Regions from separate parts of the Homo sapiens genome. Here region 2 is linked to region 1. A link is an interaction called in ENCODE POLR2A ChIA-PET data of the cell type or tissue named here. Cell type or tissue: Caco-2. All regions are shown on one strand. Each heading gives the region's core, and the rest is flanking DNA. Links, peaks and the distances in the headings are about the cores only.

Region 1 (2,916 bases), core at 244-2,743:
AATCGCACTGTCCATCAGCGGGTGAACGTATAGGCAAAAGGATGCATATCCATGTATTGGAATGCAATTTAATAAGAAAAAGGAACAATATGTCTTACAACATGAATGAACCTCAAAACATGTAAAGCCAAAGAAGGCCGACATAAAAAACCATAGAGATCCAGAAATGTCCAGAAAGACAAATCTACAGAGATAGAAAGTGAATTAGTAGTTGCGGGAGACTAGACTGGTTATGGGAGAGGGAAATAGGGAGGAGAAATCTTTTTGGGGTGATGTAAATTTTCTTTCTTTTCCTTCCTTCCTTCCTTCCTTCCTTCCTTCCTTCCTTCCTTCCTTCCTTCCTTCCTTCCTTCTCTCCTTCCCTCCTTCCTTCCCTGCCTGCCTTCCTTCTCTCTCTCCCTCTCTTATTCTCTTTTCTTCTTCTCCTACTTCTTCTTCTCCTTCTCCTCTTCCTCCTCCTTCTCCTCCTCCTCCTCCTTCTTCTTCTTCTCTTCCTCCTCCTCCTTCTTCTCCTCCTCCTTCTTCTTCTTCTCTTCCTCCTCCTCCTCCTCCTTCCTTTCCCTTCCCTTCCCTTCCTTTCCTTTTCTTCTTCTCTCTCTCTTTTTTTTCTTTCTTTTTTTTGAGACAGGGTCTCGTTCTGTCACCCAAGCTGGAGTGCAGTGTTGCAATCACCAGTCATTGCAGCCTCGACCTCTTGGGCTCAAGCAATCCTCCCATCTCAGCCTCCTGAGTAGCTGGGACTACAGGCATGCATCACACCCAGCTAATTGTTTTCAGTTTTTGTAGAGATGGGGTCTTGCTATGTGGCCCAGGCTGGTCTCACACTCCTGGGCTCAAGAGATCCTCCTATCTTGGCCTCCCAAAGTGCTGGGATTACAGGCGTGAGCCATTGTACCTGGTCAACATTTTCTAAAAGTGGAGTGTGGGTAATGGTTGCCCAACTCTGTAAATATACTAAAAAGCACCAAATTGTATACTTAACATGAGTGAACTTTATGGTATACAAATTATATCTCAAAAATATGCTTTAAAAAACCTAATATATATCATTTAAAATACATTTATAAGTGAAATCTTTTTCTAAAGATTGTAAAATTCACAATGCAATTGCTGAAATTTACCTTTCCAATTTTGCCTTTTCTATTTATCTTTTCAATGCTCTCACATCAACCTCTGATAAACTGAGAATCTTTCCATTTCCTTAATTTGTGGATTTGAAAGCTGGCTTAAGTATAAATTTTAAATTGGAACACCTTCGCCCCATCCATAGTTAGTAACGTGGAGTCTGGCCTAAACCTGGCAAAGAGGCACCATTCTGGGTGTGGGCGCTGAGAAATGTTGAGGAACCCTAGACTGGGTCAGGGTTCCTAGAAAAAGTTCATGAAGGAAGGACCATAGCATGACAAAGGTTTTTGGAATAGCCAGCGATGTTCTCTGGCTCTAGTAAAACAGTGGAAAGTGGAAGCAAAGACTTAGCTTAGTTCATCCTCATCTAGCCAGGTTGATCCTGGTGATTTGGCTAAATGAACGCACTTGCTAATTGCAGTGTGTTGGTTCTCACTGCAATTTTCCCAGAAGGCCAGCTCCTGTCTTCCCTGATGATATAGACTTTTTCATGATGCCTTTGTGGTGGAGAAAGCCTTATATGCTTTTCAGATGTTTAGATATTCAGGTATCTATACCAGTTGCCGGTCTGGGACAGAATTCAGTGGTCATTTTTACTGTTCAATGCCGATGTGGTGTGGCCTGCTAACTGTCCCCAGCAATCATTCTTCCTGCTTCCTTTTAGTACTAGGACCCCTGAGCGTTAGCAGGAAACATGGCTGGCTAACAAGAGACAGTACCTGCTAGCTCCCCTCACTGTGAAGTGTCTGCATGTGCTAAGTGTGCACTAAGCAGAAGTGATGAGGGCACTAAGCAGAAGTGATGAGGGCAATTCGGCCTCTGCCCCTCCACTCCCTTTCTTTCTCCTCCCCATAGGCTGGGATGAGAACCTGGGACAGTACCCCAGGGCACAGTGCAATAACAACATAGAGGGGACCTAGGAAGAGGCATCTGGATCATACCCAACTTTCACATACAGGAGAGAAACAAATCTTTTGTTATTTCATTTCAGCAGCTTAGTCTAGATCCTAATTAAAATCCTGGGTTAGCCACTGGAAGACCTATAAGCTAGTTCCACTTCTGCTTCTAATTAACTGAAGTTTTTGGTAAATTACCGTACTTTTTTGAACCTCAGTTTCTGCATCATAAAATTAAGGGGTTGTACTAGGATGAGAATTCTAACATTTTTTGAGCCATCGACCCCTTTGACAAGCCGGTAAAGCCTAGAGGTCCTTCTGAGAGTAATGCATTTACACACATAAAATAAAACTCATGTGATTACCAGAAAACCTAAATATATTGAAATACAGTTCTAATCATAGACCTTTTGGAAGTCTGTGGATCCCAGTTGAGTACTCAAAATGTTTATGAGTTTATGACTCTATTTAGTGTAAGAGAGATAAAAATGAGCTAGTCTACCTGCATTGTTTATATTTTAAATTTTCTCTATATTATGATGCTTTAACATCTTAGACACCATTCTGGCTAAGGAGGGCCTGCCTTCCTGAGGCGAGCCAATTCTTAGGGCCCAGAGGGGAGCATGACTGATATGCAAACTAGCCACTTCAGCCACACCTCCTTTATCTGGCCTGTAGAACCCAGGAAACAATATGGTTCTGCCTTAATCATCCCCGGGGCCAGATACCAGGCAAGTAGGGACCACACCTGTAACTTACAGCCTACTGAAATTATTTGAACTAGCCAATCCTAACTTGTTTACTTGCCCTGCTTTCCCTACCCAAGGAAACTCCAATAAAGGGCTTGGTCTAGGCACTCCTTTGCTCCTCCTGCCCCTTCTGACTCATGACTGAC
Region 2 (2,916 bases), core at 305-2,804, 57 kb after region 1:
CTGAGCATGAGACTTTCTGGGGAAGAGTATTCCAGAAGGAAGACCAGAGCAAAGGCACTGAGGAATGAACATGACTATTGTGCTCCAGGAACCACTGATTGGCAGGGGTTCTGGGATGGGAGAGGTATAGGAGATGATGTCAAAGAGGTGAGCTATGTGCCTGGTGGAAGGGCCAGTAGTGTAGGGTCCTGTAGGTAGCAGTAAGGACTTCAGCTAATACTGTGAAAGGGCTGAGAGGCCATTGGAAGACTCTGAGCTGAGACTCATTCTCGCCGATGTCTGAAGATGGACTGTGGAGGGATGAGAGTGAAAGCCAGAAGACCTATGAAAGGGCTGAGTTGTATCCTCTCAAAATTCCTGTGTTGAAGCCCTAACCTCCAGTACCTCAACATGTGACCATATTTGGAGATAGGGTCCTTAAAGAGGAAGTTGAGTTAAAATTAGGCCATTAGGATGGGCCGTAATTCTATATGATGGTGTCTCTATAGGAAAAGAAAACCAAGATCCAAATATGTATATAACAGAGGGAAGGCCACGTGGAGACACAGGGAGAAGACAGCCATCCATGAGCCGAGAAGAGACCTGAGAAGAAACCACCCAGCTGACACCTTGATCTTGGACTTCCAGCCTCCAGAGTTGTAAGGTAATAAGTTTCTGTTGTTTAAGCCACCCAGTCCATGGCGCTTAGCTATGATAGCCCGGGCAAAAGAATACAAAGTCCACTGCAATGGTCCAGGCTAGAGGTGACAGGGGTAGCAGCGAAAGTGTGAGAGGTGGTCAAGCTCTGCACAGCTTTTGAAGTTAGAACCAATGGCATTTGCTGAAAGTTCTGAATTAGGATGTGAAAGAAAGAGATGACTCCAAGGTTTTTGCCTGAGCAATTGAAAGACAAGTTGCTATTAACTGAGATGGGGAGGAATGTGGGAAAGTATCAGTTTGGGGTGGAAGAACAGGAGATTGGTTTCAATGCTCTACATCTGAGATGCCTGTTAGACCTCCCAGAGGAGACATTTTAAGTGGGAAGCTGGATACATGACTCTGGAGTGCAGGAGAGAGGTCCAGGATGCAGATATACATTTGGGAGTCAACAGCATATAGGTGGTATCGAAAGCCAAGAAAATAGGTGAGAACCATTGTACACGGAAAAGAAAGTCCTAAAAGAAAACAGATGAGGACCATTATACACAGAAAAGGAAATTACAGGCATGGTGGCTCATGCTTGTAATTCCAGCACTTTGAGAGGCCAAGGCAGGAGGATTTCCTGAGCCCAGGAGTTTGAGACCAGCCTGGGCAACGTGGTGAGACCTTGTCTCTATTATAAAAATTTAAGATAAAATAAAATAAGTAAAATAAAGTCCTAGAACTGAACCCTGGAGTATGCTAATCTTATATATAAGCTCTCTCAAATCTCACAAACATTTCAAGCAAAGGTATAGTCTCAAACCAGAAAACAAAACAAAACAAACAAAAAAACCTGTTTGCTCTATAAGGAACATGCAGGCTTCTAGTCTCCCTACTTAAAGAGGTAAGAGAGTCGATTCCCAGGGTGACAGCTGGCATTGTGAACTTGAGCTAGCAGTTCTACTAAAAGTCAAAGGTATGTTTGTTTAGCATAGGGTGGGGAGATGTCACATGGCCTTAGCATTCTTGAATAGTTTATCCACTGAAGCAGGCCTATCAGCCACGTTGACAACCCTGGATGAAGTAATAGTTTTATAAAAGCTCCACCCCCAAGTGTTTTAATGCTGTAGAATTAGTTTTAAAGTGATCTGTTTTCTCCAAATGTCATTTTTAAAAAAATTCAAAATGAAGAATGAATCCTTCTAAACTCAGCATATTCTTTGTCAAGTTTAAAACTACTTTTTATTTAAACTATTTTAAAAGTCAGCATGTATTCCCCAGAGAAGAAAACTGAGCAAACTTCACTCCAGAAATATTTATCTTAGGGTTCATGGAAGATATCAGTCTACAGGGCATTTCCTAAGGGAAAAAAATAGCTACTAGCAAGCAACTTTGCTTCAACCCTTAAATAGATGGCTATTTTCTGTTACAAAATATGGAGGATAATTACCATGTATAATTAATAACTACTAGATGAATTTTGATAAAACAAAGGGGTTAGAAAATGTTAATACAGAATTACGTTAGGCAGTTATAAAGATATTAGAGAAGTTTCTGTTATGATACTACATTGTAACATGGCACATGTTATTTGAATGATTTTTCAAATAAATAATAAAGAAACTTGTTATGTTATAAACTAAATTCATTCCCCAGATGACTTGAAATGCTGTTATTTTCACAAAATAAAATCTTTAAATATCTTGCCCCAATACTATTTTTTACTCTCTTTATTTCTATTTCTCCCAAATACATTTATTTTTAATAATACTTACTATTCCTCTCACATAGATAGTAAGTTACAAGTAAACAGGGTTTGACTTGAAGCCCACATTGCTGATTGTCACAGCCCTGACCTCTGGAACAAAGGTACAACCACCTCCTCTTCATCAAGTAAGCCCTTGAAGTTAACTAAAGCCAGGATTAGCTCCAACACATGACGGCTGGAGTACGTTGGGAGGAAAGATGGTTTTAGTGTCTTTTGTTTCTTTAAGACCTAAATTTTCTTTCTGAAAATAATTTGAGAATTTAGGAAGAAATACAAATTCCATAGCTGTAATTTATGATACTTTTGTGCAGGCATTAGAGGGCAGAAGCTGATGAAAACGATTCCCAGAAAAATCACTATGTGGGGCTCTATGTTGCCTCTGAAATATTACTTAACCATTTGAGGCCATATCATTGTGCGCGCTCACATTTATCCACATTGCATCGTCACAGCAAGATCCCTGAATTATAAACTAGTGACTTCAGAGTTAATTTTCCTTCTTTCGGTCTAATTTGTAACCAGGGAGC

Evidence for each region. ChIA-PET counts read pairs that join two places held together with the same protein. Peaks named below come from ENCODE experiments on the same cell type or tissue, not always from the same donor. Only the 100,000 strongest peaks of a DNase experiment are listed, where the experiment ranks them.
Region 2: POLR2A ChIA-PET joins it to region 1 with 14 read pairs; 5 of 35 experiments call an interaction of 5 or more read pairs at or near these places.

What each region holds. Positions count from the first base shown.
Region 1 is chr18:3,159,585-3,162,500 of GRCh38, forward strand. The region is part of intron 10 of MYOM1 (myomesin 1); the gene reads right to left. Among named protein-coding and RNA genes, the nearest start is that of MYOM1, 59 kb to the right of the region's middle. In Caco-2, for the core only: no CTCF peak of the experiment used is centred there; no DNase peak of the experiment used is centred there.
Region 2 is chr18:3,216,504-3,219,419 of GRCh38, forward strand. The region is part of intron 1 of MYOM1 (myomesin 1); the gene reads right to left. Among named protein-coding and RNA genes, the nearest start is that of MYOM1, 2.0 kb to the right of the region's middle. RefSeq lists a silencer at 1,468-1,762. In Caco-2, for the core only: no CTCF peak of the experiment used is centred there; a DNase peak (open chromatin) is centred at 1,608.